Regions from separate parts of the Homo sapiens genome. Here all the other regions are linked to region 5. The links are chromatin contacts, found by Hi-C or POLR2A ChIA-PET in ENCODE. All regions are on one chromosome and are shown on one strand. The core of a region is the stretch at or near the end of the contact, and the rest is flanking DNA. Distances in the headings are between cores, read along the strand shown. Region 1 overlaps XPO6 (exportin 6). Region 2 holds the start of SH2B1 (SH2B adaptor protein 1). Region 3 holds the start of ATP2A1-AS1 (ATP2A1 antisense RNA 1). Region 4 overlaps XPO6 (exportin 6). Region 5 holds the start of APOBR (apolipoprotein B receptor).

The links. Hi-C counts contacts between places; a loop is a spot of excess contacts on that map. ChIA-PET counts read pairs that join two places held with the same protein, here RNA polymerase II (POLR2A). Pooled maps may share reads with other maps.
Region 1: a loop to region 5 is called in a pooled map, with 4 times the contacts of the local background. The contact joins the enhancer-like site here to the promoter of APOBR in region 5. A Hi-C loop is called at or near these places in 5 of 37 single-sample maps with no recorded cell type and 8 of 50 pooled maps. POLR2A ChIA-PET finds 5 or more read pairs at or near these places in 1 of 52 experiments (naive thymus-derived CD8-positive, alpha-beta T cell).
Region 2: a map of CD8-positive, alpha-beta T cell shows a loop between it and region 5 (6-fold over the local background). The contact joins the promoter of SH2B1 here to the promoter of APOBR in region 5. A Hi-C loop is called at or near these places in 1 of 168 maps with a recorded cell type or tissue (CD8-positive, alpha-beta T cell), 1 of 37 single-sample maps with no recorded cell type and 8 of 50 pooled maps. POLR2A ChIA-PET finds 5 or more read pairs at or near these places in 5 of 52 experiments (CD8-positive, alpha-beta T cell, GM10248, GM12878 and 2 more).
Region 3: a loop to region 5 is called in a pooled map, with 8 times the contacts of the local background. The contact joins the promoter of ATP2A1-AS1 here to the promoter of APOBR in region 5. A Hi-C loop is called at or near these places in 6 of 50 pooled maps.
Region 4: a loop to region 5 is called in a map of CD4-positive, alpha-beta T cell, with 17 times the contacts of the local background. The contact joins the enhancer-like site here to the promoter of APOBR in region 5. A Hi-C loop is called at or near these places in 4 of 168 maps with a recorded cell type or tissue (CD4-positive, alpha-beta T cell, CD8-positive, alpha-beta T cell, naive thymus-derived CD4-positive, alpha-beta T cell and 1 more), 4 of 37 single-sample maps with no recorded cell type and 12 of 50 pooled maps. POLR2A ChIA-PET finds 5 or more read pairs at or near these places in 3 of 52 experiments (CD4-positive, alpha-beta T cell, activated CD4-positive, alpha-beta T cell and naive thymus-derived CD8-positive, alpha-beta T cell).

Annotation. Positions count from the first base shown.
Region 1 is chr16:28,179,819-28,182,518 of GRCh38, forward strand. XPO6 (exportin 6) reads right to left here. Exons shown (of 24, transcript NM_015171.4): 2 at 1,123-1,213. Among named protein-coding and RNA genes, the nearest start is that of XPO6, 31 kb to the right of the region's middle. Within about 2 kb of position 1,338, at least 16 of the 41 ENCODE cell types and tissues checked have a DNase peak (open chromatin) inside an H3K27ac peak, as active enhancers do.
Region 2 is chr16:28,862,517-28,865,216 of GRCh38, forward strand. SH2B1 (SH2B adaptor protein 1) reads left to right here and starts at 1,327. Exons shown (of 8, transcript NM_001387430.1): 1 at 1,327-2,700. RefSeq lists enhancers at 402-471, 752-1,046, 764-1,269, 912-1,271 and a silencer at 1,382-1,541.
Region 3 is chr16:28,878,588-28,881,287 of GRCh38, forward strand. ATP2A1-AS1 (ATP2A1 antisense RNA 1) reads right to left here and starts at 1,334. Exons shown (of 2, transcript NR_046290.1): 1 at 955-1,334; 2 at 370-517. It overlaps ATP2A1 (ATPase sarcoplasmic/endoplasmic reticulum Ca2+ transporting 1), which reads left to right. Exons shown (of 23, transcript NM_004320.6): 1 at 1-202; 2 at 512-529; 3 at 914-996; 4 at 2,328-2,432. The coding sequence starts at 85. RefSeq lists an enhancer at 287-1,060 and silencers at 1,131-1,180, 1,201-1,550.
Region 4 is chr16:28,139,862-28,142,561 of GRCh38, forward strand. All of the region lies in intron 9 of XPO6 (exportin 6), which reads right to left. Among named protein-coding and RNA genes, the nearest start is that of XPO6, 71 kb to the right of the region's middle. RefSeq lists an enhancer at 1,765-1,814. Within about 2 kb of position 1,275, at least 14 of the 41 ENCODE cell types and tissues checked have a DNase peak (open chromatin) inside an H3K27ac peak, as active enhancers do; they include CD4-positive, alpha-beta T cell, CD8-positive, alpha-beta T cell and natural killer cell, where a contact is called at or near this core.
Region 5 is chr16:28,493,204-28,495,903 of GRCh38, forward strand. APOBR (apolipoprotein B receptor) reads left to right here and starts at 1,440. Exons shown (of 4, transcript NM_018690.4): 1 at 1,440-1,535; 2 at 1,896-2,700. The coding sequence starts at 1,479.

The DNA of each region.
Region 1 (2,700 bases), core at 88-2,587, 310 kb before region 5:
CAAGCCTACTGTATAGAAACAAACCCCTGGATTCCCCTCAGCCTGCACTCAAATTTGGCATCTGGAGCATTTGGCTACTTAAATCTCTTTTAAGATCAGATTAGAATATGAACATGTTCAGAAGGTTCTACGTTTAATTCATGAAATAGAAGGTGAGAAATATTTGATTTACAAACCAAAAATTAAAAGAATCAAAAGCATTTCAATTATAATCTAAAACAAGACTTCAAAGAATACAGTAGAGTGTCAGAATATCGAAGACTAATGGCCAGGCACGGTGGCTCACACCTGTAATCCCAGCACTTTGGGAGGCCGAGGTGGGCAGATCTCTTGAGGTCAGTTCAAGACCCACCTGGCTAATACGGTGAAACCCCGTCTCTACTAAAAATACAAAAAATTAGCCGGGGGTGGTGGTGGGCACCTGTAATCCCAGCAACTCGGGAGGCTGAGACAGGAGAATCGCTTGAACCCAGGAGGCGGAGGTTGCAGTGAGCCGAGATCGCCCCATGAACTCCAGCCTGGGCAACAGAATGAGACGCCGTCTCAAAAACAAAACAAAAAAATTTTTTTTTGAGACAGGATCTTACATTGCCCAGGCAGTGGGAAGCCCCCAAAAGTAATACCAGTTATGGGATTTCTGGGCACTATTAGGTTCAGATCAGACGTCTGCACAGCAAAACATGTTCATTTTGACACTTTCCTGAGTTGTTACTGTTTCTCTTTAAATAACCATCCAGGTGCAGTGGCTCCCGCTTATAATCCCAGCTATTCAGGAGGCTGAGATGGAAGGATCACTTGAGGCCAGGAGTTCAAGACCAGCCTGGGCAACATAGCAAGACCCTGTCCCACCCCACCCTAGACGCCCCCACCAAAAAGTCGCAGGCTTCTTATATGAAAGTTCAACAACATTGCTGAAATTAAGATCCACAGTGATGGATTTTCTTTCCTTTGGTCAAGTGGAGGGGTTTCCCCAGCCACCAGCCAACAGAACCAGAGCGAAAAGAGCAAGAATTCAAGTGGAAAGCACGCAGACTTGACCAGTCACGGCTACGAACAACTCCTTCCTCCCTACCAGGGCCTCCTCATTATAAATTCCTCTTTACAAGTCAATGCTCCACTTACCTATCTCACGTTTTCTTTCATTGGTTGTACAATCGTGAAAAAATTCTGTCATCAGACTTTCCAATGCCCTGAGAGAGGCTTCTTCAGATGCCTAACAAAGGAATTTGAAAAAAAATCAATAAGCTGCATCTTCAGTTCCACTGTTCCTCAGTTCCTTCTAGGTCACATTCAACAGCAAGAGCAATTTACTTCCTCAAAATCTTGGTTCAACATTCTTCAAATGCATGGTATATGCCAGAAAAAACTGAAGGGAATTTCCCAGCTGGCTCAAAACCCAACGTTGTTGTTGCATCCTCTATAAATTCATGCTACTGTGCAGCTGATTTTCAATTATGTATGCTAAGAAAAGGGGAAATTCAAAATTCAACTCTGGAATAATGATTGAAAGCAAATTAGCCCCTGGCCCTTCCTGAATGGGCAGAGCAGAGAGATTCAAGAAGGCCAGAACTCCTCATAGACTATTCATCCCTGATACATTTCCCCTGTGTCTGAATAATTTGTCATATTTTGATTCACAGCACTTATATCAAACAGCTTCATGGATTCTCAGGGGTTTGGGGGGTAACCAGGGAGAGTGGTTTTTTTTTTTTTAAGAGACAGGGTCTCTGTTTGCCCAGGCTGGAGTATAGTGGTGCAATCATAGCTCACTGCAGCCTTGAATTCCTGGGCTCAAGCGATCTTCCCATCCCAGCCACCCAAAGCAATGGGACTACAAGTGTGAGTCATTCACTGCAACTGGCCATGGATTCTTGGAGGTTTTTGAAGGCATTCCAGGAGTCATACAGTCAATTCTCAATCTCACGTGAGCAGCCAACAGAGATTAAAGTGCAGCTGAGAGCCAAGCTAACTAGGGATTCAAAATTAGCTCCTGTAAACCACAGGCCCACAGTGAGAGCCAGACTCTCAGCAGAACTGCTCAGGTTGGAAATGAGAGGAGAGGCAGCTCAAGGCCCCCAGTACCCATCCCCTCCCTTTGGGGTTCATATGGAGCCCCAAAACCCACTTCCTTTATTCTTACTCAAGTAGGAGTCGCAGGAATGACCTTGAGTTAACACTCCTTCACACAACCTGCCTGCAAAAAGGTAACCATTCCCAAACCATTTTTGAGTCATCACTGGTATAATTCTACCCCAGACATAATCAAGAGCCAGCAGCAGTTGTGATTATTTAATTATCTCTTAACTTCTTTCTTCCCACCTATCTCCCTTCCCCATATCCTCTCCATCAACCATGGACTGAGACCTGACTATAAAAACTGCATTTTAAAACAACAAGCCCACACTCAAATGTGTCACATGTCAAACTGTAGTATACCAGCGGCCTCCGTCGGGTGATTGACTTTGTGAAGACTGAGGAACAAATTTTCATCTCTGAGGAAAAACCAGCACTTCTCAGTACCAATTACAGAGGCTGAATCAGACTTGATTCATAAGCGTGTGCACACCAACCAACACACACAAGTGCACTCACTACACAGAACACAGGGCCACGTTCCTCCCACACTGAGGTCACAGAATGATGGCTCTGCAATGACACCTGAACTGCGACACACTGAATGATGAATTATTGTACAATACT
Region 2 (2,700 bases), core at 77-2,576, 370 kb after region 5:
CTCAAACTCCTGACCTCAAGTGATCCGCCCGCCTCGGCCTCCCAAAGTGCTGGGATTACAGGCGTGAGCCACTGCGTCCGGCCTTGACCTCAATTCTTTTTTTTTTTTTTTTTTTTTGATAGGGAGTCTAGCTCTGTTGCCCGCGCTGGAGTGCCGTGGCGCCATCTCGGCTCACCGCAACCTCTGCCTCCCGGGTTCAAGCTGTTCTCCTGCCTCGGTCTCCCAAGGGGCTGGGATTACAGGCGCCTGCCACCACGCCCGGCTAAATTTTTTGTATTTTTAGTACAGACGGGGTTTCACCATGTTGGTCAGGCTGGTCTCAAACTCCTGACCTCAAGCCATCCGCCCGCCTCGGCCTCCCAAAGGGCTGGGATTACAGGCGTGAGCCAGCGCTCCCGGCCCTGACCTCATTTTTTTTTTTTCTATTTTTAAAATAGGGATTCTAGTTCTGTTGCCTGGGCTGGAGTGCCGTGGCGCCATCTCGGCTCACCGCAATCTCTGCCTTCCGGATTCAAGCTATTCTCTTGCCTCTGCCTCCGGAGGGACTGGGACTACAGGCGCGCGCCACCATGCCCGGCTAATTTTTGTATTTTTAGTAGAGACGGGGTTTCACCATGTTGGCCAGGCTGGTCTCGAACTCCTGACCTCAGGTGATCCACCTGCCTCGGCCTTCCGAAGTGCTGGGATTACAGGCATGAGCCACTGCGCCCGGCCCTGACCTCATTATTTCTACCCACCCCCTCCCCCACCACTACCACCATCTTCATCTCCAGCCTCAGAGATGCAAACTCCTGGACCGCCTGCCCCTTTCCTCAGATAAACCAAGGTCGTAAGTTCAGGCTCCGCCTCCCCGCAGGGCCTCCCCAAGGTCACCCGCTTCTTTCCTCGCTCAGCTCCTTGGTGGCGTTGTCCGCGTGCCCCTCCACAGCGGGGCCGGCGCTCTAGGCTGCAGCGGGCCGTTCACACAGCCTCATCATCTCGCTGGTTTCCGGTGCTCGGCGGCTACTCTAGCCCTCAGCCGGGCCCTGGGACTCTATCCCCTAAGGCCGGTTCTCTATGGTCGACATCGCCCCTTTGTCCCGAATTTCCTCCGGGAGGACGCTCTGGTGGGATCCAAGCACTTCCCCCGCTGCGTCTGTGGTCGCTTTTAGGTGCAACTGGAGAAGGCACTGAAGCCCTACGAGATTCACACCGTCTTCGGTCTCCTGGGGTCGGCGCCGAGTGGGAGGATGGCGGAAGTAAGTATGAAGGTGCCCTTCCCTCCCGCCGCTGTTCTCTATGGTCTCTTCCTTCAGCGACGGGAAAGGGGGTCCTGACGCCTGCGCGGAACCGGGCTGGGCGCTCGTCGCGTAGTGGGTGGGGGCGCAGGGAGCGGGAGCCGCCGCCGCCGCCGCCGCCGCCGGAGCTAACCTCGGGGACCGAGATGCAGGTGGGACCGGAACCGGAACCCCCCTCTTCAAGTACCTTTTCCCTCTCCGCGACCCGGCCCTGGCGCCCGAGAGGATTCCTGGGTGGGGGTGGGCGTGGAGGGCCGGGGGCTGGAGAGGCACTCGGCCCCGGAGAGTGCAGCAGACAGGGCTGGTCCCGAGGTGGATGCGGCCCCGGAAAATGGGCGGCTGGGGGGTGTCCAGGGAGTAGGGTCGGATCGGAGTATATGGACCACCGGGCCCGGAGGGTCCGAGCCGAGAGCGGAGCCTGCACCCTCCACCTCCCGCCCTTCGGGAAATATCAGAACTGAGCCAGGAGGCAGGTGCACCGGGAAAATGTGTCTGAGTCCTGCTTGGCAGAAGAGAAACTGAGTCACCAGCTTAGGAGTCGCAGGGTCAGCGGGCCTGAAGGGGGCTGGGTCTGTCTGCGGTGCGGAGGATTGGGTGGGCCTGTGTGAGCCGAGGTGGCCGCTGGCTGGAGATTGGTTTGCACTTCTTGGCTGGGTTCCCCCGTGCTCCATGACTCCTGCATCTCCTGATTGTTTCTCGTTGGTTTGGAGTTGTCCCTGCGGTTGGAGCCATCTGAGCTTGTAGGGTCGAGGCCCAGGAGGAAGGGGAGGGTTCACCGACTTACAGCCTGGCTGTAGGTTTGAACAGGAGTCTGAGGTCGCTGAGGGTTTGGGGAGGCTTTCCTGAGCTGCTCTGGCCCCAGTCCTGGGGCTGTCACCTTCCAGTATTGCGTGGCGGGAGGAGCGCTAACAAGAGCCAAGGGTTGTAAATTCCACACCCAGCTCTGCCACTTTCTAGTTGTAAGACCTTGAGAGGGCTCCTCCTTTCTCTAATTTCTATTTTAGAAAATTGGAACAATAATATTCTTCTCCCACATGAAGATAGTAACAATGGCAGTCGTTCAGCGGATGCTTACTTTGCGTTCAGCGCTGACATACCCCATTCCATGTAATTCTCTCAACATTTCGAGGGGAGGGATCATTAGCTTTGTTTAACAGATAGAAAAACGGAGGCTCAGAGAGGACGTGGAATTTGTTCAAGATAACATCGCTCATAAGGTGGCTGGACTGGGTGCTCATAAGGTGGTTTGAGCCCTGGTCTGACTCAAGTCCATGGCCTTAACCAGAAGGCTAACCTGCCTTTAGGGCATACTCCCCAGTGGGAGAAGAGGAAGGTGAAAAATCCTAGGGCCCCAGCTCTCCCTGTGATGTTTTGTTTACGTGAGGCCAGCAAAGACTTGACCTGAGCCAACCCAGTTTCTCCT
Region 3 (2,700 bases), core at 84-2,583, 390 kb after region 5:
GTTGGACACACTGAGGAAGACCCCCCACGAGTGGGAACCCCCTGGAAGGAACACACCGGCCCCGGCCCCCAGGAAGGGAGCACAATGGAGGCCGCTCATGCTAAAACCACGGAGGAATGTTTGGCCTATTTTGGGGTGAGTGAGACCACGGGCCTCACCCCGGACCAAGTTAAGCGGAATCTGGAGAAATACGGCCTCAATGGTAAGTGTCCCTTGGAAGAGCGGCTGGTAATTAATGCCCTCCTGCACCCCCAAAACACACGCACACGCATGCACGCGTTTCTCCCTTCAGGGTTTCTTAAGGAAGAGCTGGGCCGTTGTCCAATGCTCGCAGGGGGAAGAAGATACTGAGAAAACAGAGTCCCGAGATCCAGAGTTTTGGGAGGTTTTAATGGGATGAACTTGATGAACCTCAAGGTGGCCTGATTCTCTTAGCCACAAAGTCTTGGGTGTGGGGGGCATGAGGCTGAACCCCAAATGAATCTGTCCTTTTCTTCTTTTTCCTGGGTAGAGCTCCCTGCTGAGGAAGGTAAGTTACTGGAATCCCTGAACTCTCATAAATGACCACCCCCCACCCCGCCCTGTCCCACTCCCTCCTCCCTGCCTCTTTAGATTCTTTGAGCAAATATCCCTTCCCAAAAGGCAAATCTCCCTCCCTAAAGGTTAGAGTCCTGTCCGGGGCAGAAGTCTCCCAGGCGCTTTCTCCTTGAAGCAGCCAACCCTTGAACTGCCCCCCACTTTGCCGAGTCTGTTTCTGGACTCCAGGCGAGCTTCTTAGCCCTTCTCTGGGCACCAAGCTGTCTGCCCACCACCCTAGAGCCTCCCCACTGCAGGCCGGAGTCCAGGGCGCTCCATCCCAGACCTTCACCCACTAGACCTTAACCCGGGGCCCTCCCCTTGCCTCCTCCCCCAGGGAAGACCCTGTGGGAGCTGGTGATAGAGCAGTTTGAAGACCTCCTGGTGCGGATTCTCCTCCTGGCCGCATGCATTTCCTTCGTAAGTGTGGGAGGGTCTCTGGGGGCTGGCTGGGGGTGTGAGGCTGGGATCGGGCGAATGCGGGGCTCGCAGTCACTGGATCCTCCCGTCCGAGTCCCGAGCATCCCATTGTACAGACGGGGCGGGCTGGCGCGCAGCAGCGGGTGTGATTCGCGTCCTCCTCTCTCCTCCCCTGCACCCCAGAGGCAGGTTTTATTTTAAGCTTTAAGGGTGTTCTCAGCCAAAACACCGAAGCTAAGCCACCCTCGCGGCTTCAAGAGCTTGGAGAGCTCGGGTTACCCACCCGAACTCCGGGCTCCGGGTCCCGCCGCGATGCCGGCTGCGGCGCGGGGGGCCACTGCCACTCCCGGCATGCGCCGGGCGGACGGCCGCTCCACCAATCCCCGCGCCCGTCGGCGCCCCTGCCCCGCCCTCCCCAGCCTCCTGACGCTGATTGGTCGAGGGGAGGACTCGCTCCTAGTGGCGGGAAAGCGCGGCGGTGTGATGATGACTCCAAGGAGCCCGGCGCCCGGTCAGGGAGGGCACTGGCATCCCTCATTACCCGCCCAGCCTGGCCTTAGCCCTTCCCCGCGCTCCCTAGGCACCCCCACCCCCGCAGGGCATCTCCAGGGCTCTGCCTCCTCTCCCGCCCTGGGGGCTACTCCCCATCCCGCGGTCCATCTGCATGTCGCGGGTTCTTCCGCAGCATGTGAGCCTCGCTGGGGACTCTGGAGGCAACGAAAGCCTCCCTGTGCCTTGGTCTCCGAACGCAGGCCCCGTCGCGTTAAGCACAAGCTGGCAGGGCCTCTCCTCTCCCTTCTCAGATTTGCTCCTTGACATTTGCCTGCTGCCTGGCGGTGGCAACAGCTGGGGCGGGGCGCGCGCAGGAGGCCCCGTAACCCTATCCCCGCTCCGGCTCCCTCGTGAAACCGGAGCTTCCCTGCCTTGGCCGAGGGGGAGGGCTGCGGGGGCCAGACCGCCTGCGAAGACCACAGGGTTTTTCCTCTCGGGTTTTGGCTCCCGTGGGATGGATGTGGCTGTGCGGGGGGTTGGCCTGAGCTTCGCTTCTAAGCCAGCAGCTTGGTCAGGGAAACCTGAAAGCATTCCCAGCTAATCCCCCAAGTGGTGCAAGTCTGTGCGCGCCCATCCCGCTGAGTAAGGCGGTGGCAGGACCTGCAGTGGATGGACAGACCCTCAGACGGATGTGGGGCCACAGCGCCCCGACGGTGCCCGGCCCTCCTGCTGGCTCCTGCACTCTCCTGCACAGTTCTCCCCTTTGCAGTGGTCCACTTCCTTTCTCCATCTGTTTTGGGGCCTCATTACCTGTCATTCTCCTTTCCCCTGCTCCCCAGGTGCTGGCCTGGTTTGAGGAAGGTGAAGAGACCATCACTGCCTTTGTTGAACCCTTTGTCATCCTCTTGATCCTCATTGCCAATGCCATCGTGGGGGTTTGGCAGGTTAGCGTTGACCCTTCCTTACCCCTTCATGTCCCAACAGTGAAGAAGAGGCCAACCCTCCCTCCAGTCTCCTCCTCCTCCATCACCTCCCCCATACTTGCCTCTTCCTCTGGTCCTATCCCCTGGTCTGGAATGGGATGGAGTGTGGGGAAGAGGTGGGAGACTGTGACCCACTGTCACTTCCTGGCTATGTGACCCTGAGCAAGTTCCTTCATCCCTCTGAGCCTCAGTTTCTTCATCCATAAAATGGGGCTAGCAATCCAGTGTG
Region 4 (2,700 bases), core at 25-2,524, 350 kb before region 5:
GGAGACAGACAAATCCAAAATTATTTTTGGAGAATTCACCCCCCTCTCAGTAACTGATAGAATAAGTAGGATAAAGACAACATGTACAGGCTGGGCGCAGTGGCTCACGCCTGTAATCCCAGCACTTTGGGAGGCCAAGGCAGGCGGATCACCTGAGGTCAGGAGTTCCAGACCAGCCTGGCCAACGTGGCAAAACCCTGTCTCTACTAAAAATACAAAAATTAGCCAGGCGTGGTGGCGGGCACCTGTAATCCCAGCTACTTGGGAGGCTGAGGCAGGAGAATCGCTTGAACCTGGGAGGTGGAGGTTGCAGTGAGCCGAGATCACACCATTGCACTCCAGCCTGGGTGACAGAGCAAGACCCCATCTCAAAAAAAAAAAAAAAAAGACATGTACAAATTAAACTAGAAAACAATAACAAAAAGGTATATGGAAAATCCCCAAATATTCGGAAACTAAACAGGAAATCTCCAAAGAAATTAGAAAATATTTTAAATCAAATGAAAATTAAAATGTAACATTAAAATTTGAAGGATAGCCGGGCGTGGTGGCTCACGCCTGTAATCCCAGCACTTTGGGAGGCCAAGGCGGGCGGATCACAAGGTCATGAGATTGAGACCAACCTGACCAACATGGTGAAACCCTGTCTCTACTGAAAATACAAAAATTAGCTGAGTGTGGTGGTTTGTGCCTGTAATCCCAGCTACTCGGGAGGCTGGGGCAGGAGAATTGCTTGAACCCGGGAAGCAGAGGTTGCAGTGAGCCAAGATCACGCCACTGCACTCCAGCCTGGTGACAGAGTGAGACCCCGTCTCAAAAAAAAAAAAAAAAATTTTTTTTGAGGGATAAAGCTAAAGCAGGGCTTAGAAGGAAATTTACAGCATTAAATGCTTATATACACCACAGAGATAAGCCTATAAGCCTCAAGTTCTGAGAGTTAAATAAAATTATACATGTTAAGGCAACTACATAGTAGGTGCTCAATAAAATATATATGAATAAAGAACAAATGAACAAAGAAATGAATGAAAAACACACAGGTGATAAACAGACAAAATTCCAAGTCAGGTAAATACAAAGGATTGAAGCATATTCCTGGATAGCTTTTTCAACTCAATAAAGCAACTAAGACTCTATTCACTTGCCCTGTGGGGCAGTCAAGAGCAAGAACTAGAAAGCTGCTAGAGCTCTGATCTAAACCTAGTTCACACCTTTATTGCACCACAATGTCATGTGTAACAGTGGCACTTCCTCTTTATTAAGCAGGTTCACCCACTCCAAAAAGCAAGGAGCAGTTTTTCTCACCCTCACTCACATTTGTTTACAGTCCTATCTAATGTCACCAGAATCCCTACGTTGGTTTGTGGCCAGCACTTGCCAGAAGTCTAGTCACAAAGAGGCTCACAGAACATGACACAATGACTTTAGGTTGCTTCACACACTCAGGTTTCTTCACCTTCCTGTAAAAATAAGTTTCTACACAGGTGACTCCCTTCACATTGACAAGCACAAAGAGCCGGAAGTGAGAGAGAAAGGGGAGGTGAACCAATGCTTATTTGCTGAGCACCTACTGTCAGCCAAGGCACTTTACGCTCATTAGTTCATCCCACTTTCTCAACAATCTGTGAGGAAGGCACAACCATCCAAAAGCACAAACAAGGAAAGGGAAAGGAAAATCCGGGCCTTTCCATGCCACCACCTCAAAATACAGATCAGGATGATCTACCCCATCGGCCATTCCACTCTGCAGGAATGGCTACAGAACATTTACCCCATTAACACTGGGGCTCAGGCTCTCTCAAGTCCCCACAGTCTCTCATCAAGAAATTCCTCTCACACCTGTAATCCCAGCACTTTGGGAGGCCGAGGCGGGTGGATCATGAGGTCAGGAGATCGAGACCACCCTGGCTAACACGGTGAAACCCCGTCTCTAATAAAAATACAAAAAATTAGCCGGGCGTGGTGGCGGGCACCTGTAGTCCCAGCTACTCGGAAGGCTGAGGCAGGAGAATGGTGTAAACCCAGGAGGCGGAGCTTGCAGCGAGCCAAGATCGCGCCACTGCGCTCCTGACCAGGCAAGTGAGCATGCAGAGCTCCAATTTCCAAGCTCCTAGGACCAAAAATAAATCTATGTATATTTGTGCTTCTAAATTTGTAGCCTACAATGCTTACCACTTTGTTGTGATGAATGATGCAAAACCTTTAAACCACAGGGGACAGGAAATGAGTGCTGCCTTTGTGACTTAACCACACCTACATTTCCCATTTAAGACAGCAAGAAAACATTTTTGACTACTTCCTGCAAGATTAGTTGCTTCTGAAATATGATTCCAGAACATCCCAACTTCTCTCTGGTATATTTTATCAGTTGACAAACATTTGATCACATGTGCATGCTCTTAGTTAACATAAATGTGGTCATCACCAGAAGCCAGTGTTCTTCAGCAGCTGCTCCTGCAAAACAGCATATCTCTGATATATTAAGAGTCTCTCATAGTCTGGAGTGGTGAATGTTAAGGGTTACAGAAAAAATTATAAGCTGAAGTTGAAATATTTTCTTTGTGCAGCCCACTGGACTAACACATGTTCTTTGTAGTCTACTGTCTTAGACCACTAAGGGGTATCTGACAGGACATGCAGTTCCCCAGACGGTGGTTACTATTTAACAGCACTAACCAGAGGAGCTTGGAGGGGTTTTTG
Region 5 (2,700 bases), core at 190-2,689:
GTGTTTTTTGTAGAGACTGGATTTTGCCACGTTGCCCAGGGTGGCCTCAAACTCCTGAGCTCAAGCAATCCACCTGCCTTGGCTTCCCAAAGTGCTAGGACTACAGGCGTGAGCCACTGCACCTGGCCAGACTAAATGATTTTAAGGCCTAAGATTCTGATGCTGTGATTTCATAGAATTGCCCTAATTGGAATAGGAAAGTGGGGCTGGGGAGGGGAGAAGGAGGGTATGGGGAAGAGAAGTAGAGCAAGGTCACTTTATGTAGTTCCAAATAAGGAATCATACCCTTACCTTCTTCTAGGTGGAAAGCGGCATCCTGCATTCTCTTCTTGTCCTTGGCCTCATCTCTGCTATGGGCTGTGCCACCTCTATATGCTCTTTCTCACCACCAGGCCTTCAGAATGCAGTTGGAAATGTGCCCTCTCGTCTGGGTGTGGTGGCTCATGCCTGTCATCCCAGCACTTTGGGAGGCCAAGGTGGGCAGATCACCTGAGGTCAGGAGTTCGAAACCAGCCTGGCTAACATGGTGAAACCCTGTCTCTACTAAAGATACAAAAATTAACCAGGTGTGGTGGCACGCACCTGTAATCCCAGCTACTCGGGAGGCTGAGGCAGGAGAATCACTTGAACCCAGGAGGCAGAGGTTGCAGTGAGCTGAGACTGCGCCACTACACTCCAGCCTGGGTGACAGAGTGAGACTGTCTCAAAAAAAAAAAGAAAAGAAAAGAAAAGAAATGTGCCCTCTCTAGTGTGCCTCCCAGGTCACTCAGCTGATGGAAAATGGAATCCTACTAACGTGCAGGGCTCTAGAAATTCAGCAGCGTTTCATACATGGCATCTGCCATCAAGGAAGTCACAGGAAGGTGGGAGGCAGACACAGATATCCACAATATAAAGTTTAGCCAAGTTCTTTTTTGCAAGCCTAATCATAGGTGAGGGGATGCACCCCAGAGCCACCAATCCGGCCCCTTCCGCCCCTGGGGGAAGCATTAATGACGCCGAAATGTGTCAGAGCTCCCACCAGCCCCCTCTTCACTGCTACTCTTTCTTCCCAGGCAAAACAGGAACCACAAACCCCAGCTTCCTCTTGCAGAGTGGCTGTGGCTTGTAGGGGAGGCAGAAATGGCTGAGGTGCGGATACGAGACCTGAGTCACTTGAGCTGCTGTTGCCACATGTCCCCTCCCTCTCCCCCTCCCCAGTTCTAAGGTCTCCTGCTCCCACTTTGTCCTTTCTGGCCTCTTGCTTGTCCTTTATTTCCAAATGTGCACCTGAGTCCCCTGTGTGATGTACACCCATTTCCCGGGCTGCAGTGGGGGCTACTGTGGGCATCAGGGGCCGTGGGCAGGGCCTGGGGTGGGGACGCATCAGGGAGACAGGGGAAGAGGAAGTGCCTTTGGTCCTGGGGAAGGTTGGCTTGTCTTGGTGGGTGGGGACGGTCATTATCAGCTTTCTGGACACACAGACAGAGACAGACAGGATGGACTTCCTCCGGCTATACCTCCCTGGGCTGCACCAGGCCTTGAGGGGGGCACTGGTGAGAAGGGCAGACAGCTGCCAGATACTTGCACCCCATTCCCTGGGGCCTCACTTCCGGGCACCTCCCCTGGGGCCTCACCTTTCCCCTCCTCCTTCTGATCTCCTCAAACTGGAGATTGCTTTCTCAGGTTCAGGCAGACTCCTGGCCTAATATTTTCTGAATTTCAGTCCCCACCTCCAACCATGCGTCCTCGTACCCCTAATCGATGCCCCTTCTGGCTCCTTCTGCAAATCCTCTTCTTCTCCTTTCAGATCCCAGTACCCTCTTCCTTAACCTGGGCTCCTCCAGCCAGGGCCCCCAGGGAAAGGGCTGGGACTCTCCTCAATGACTCTCCCCTCTCTCTCTCTTTTTTCCTAGGATTCCCTCGGCACCTTTGTCTCCTACCTCCTGGGAGATGCAGTCCCCACTGTAGAGCGGGAGGCGCAGGCGGCTGAGGAACTGGGGGTGGTGGCGGTGGGAAAGACAGGGAAGATTGTAGAGGAGGAAGCCCAGGAGGACCTGGAGGGCCTTAGAGGCAGCCAAAACGAGGGGGCTGGAAGGCTGAGAGGGCCTGGAGATGACAGAAGACATGAAGTGGGGAGCTCAGCTGTAGAACAGACCTGGGGCTGGGGAGATGGCAGCTCCCATGGGTCCCAAGCAGAGAGGCAGGACAGTGGGGCTGGGGAGACAGCCAAGGCTGCCAGGTGCCAGGAGCCAAGCGCCCACTTGGAGGCCAGAAAGAAATCCAAGGCAGGGTCTGGGGCTTGCCAAGACAGGAGCGGCCAAGCCCAGGAGAGGCAGGAGTCCCATGAGCAGGAAGTGAACAGAGAAGAGAGGCTGAGAAGCTGGGAACAGGAGGAGGAGGAGGAAGAGGTCAGGGCAAGAGAGCCAGGGATGGCCAGAGGGGCGGAGTCAGAGTGGACCTGGCATGGGGAGACGGAGGGGAAGGCTGGTGCTGTTGGGCCAAAGGCGGCAGGGGACAACCGGGAGATGGAGCAGGGGGTCAGGGAGGCAGATGCAGGGGAAACTGAGGAGCCTGGGGCCGAAGGGGCTGGGAAAGGAGAAGAGGTGGTAGTGGTGGAGAAGGCCTGTGAAAGCACTAGGGCATGGGGGACGTGGGGCCCAGGGGCAGAGCCTGAGGACTGGGGAATCTTAGGCAGAGAGGAGGCCAGGACAACCCCAG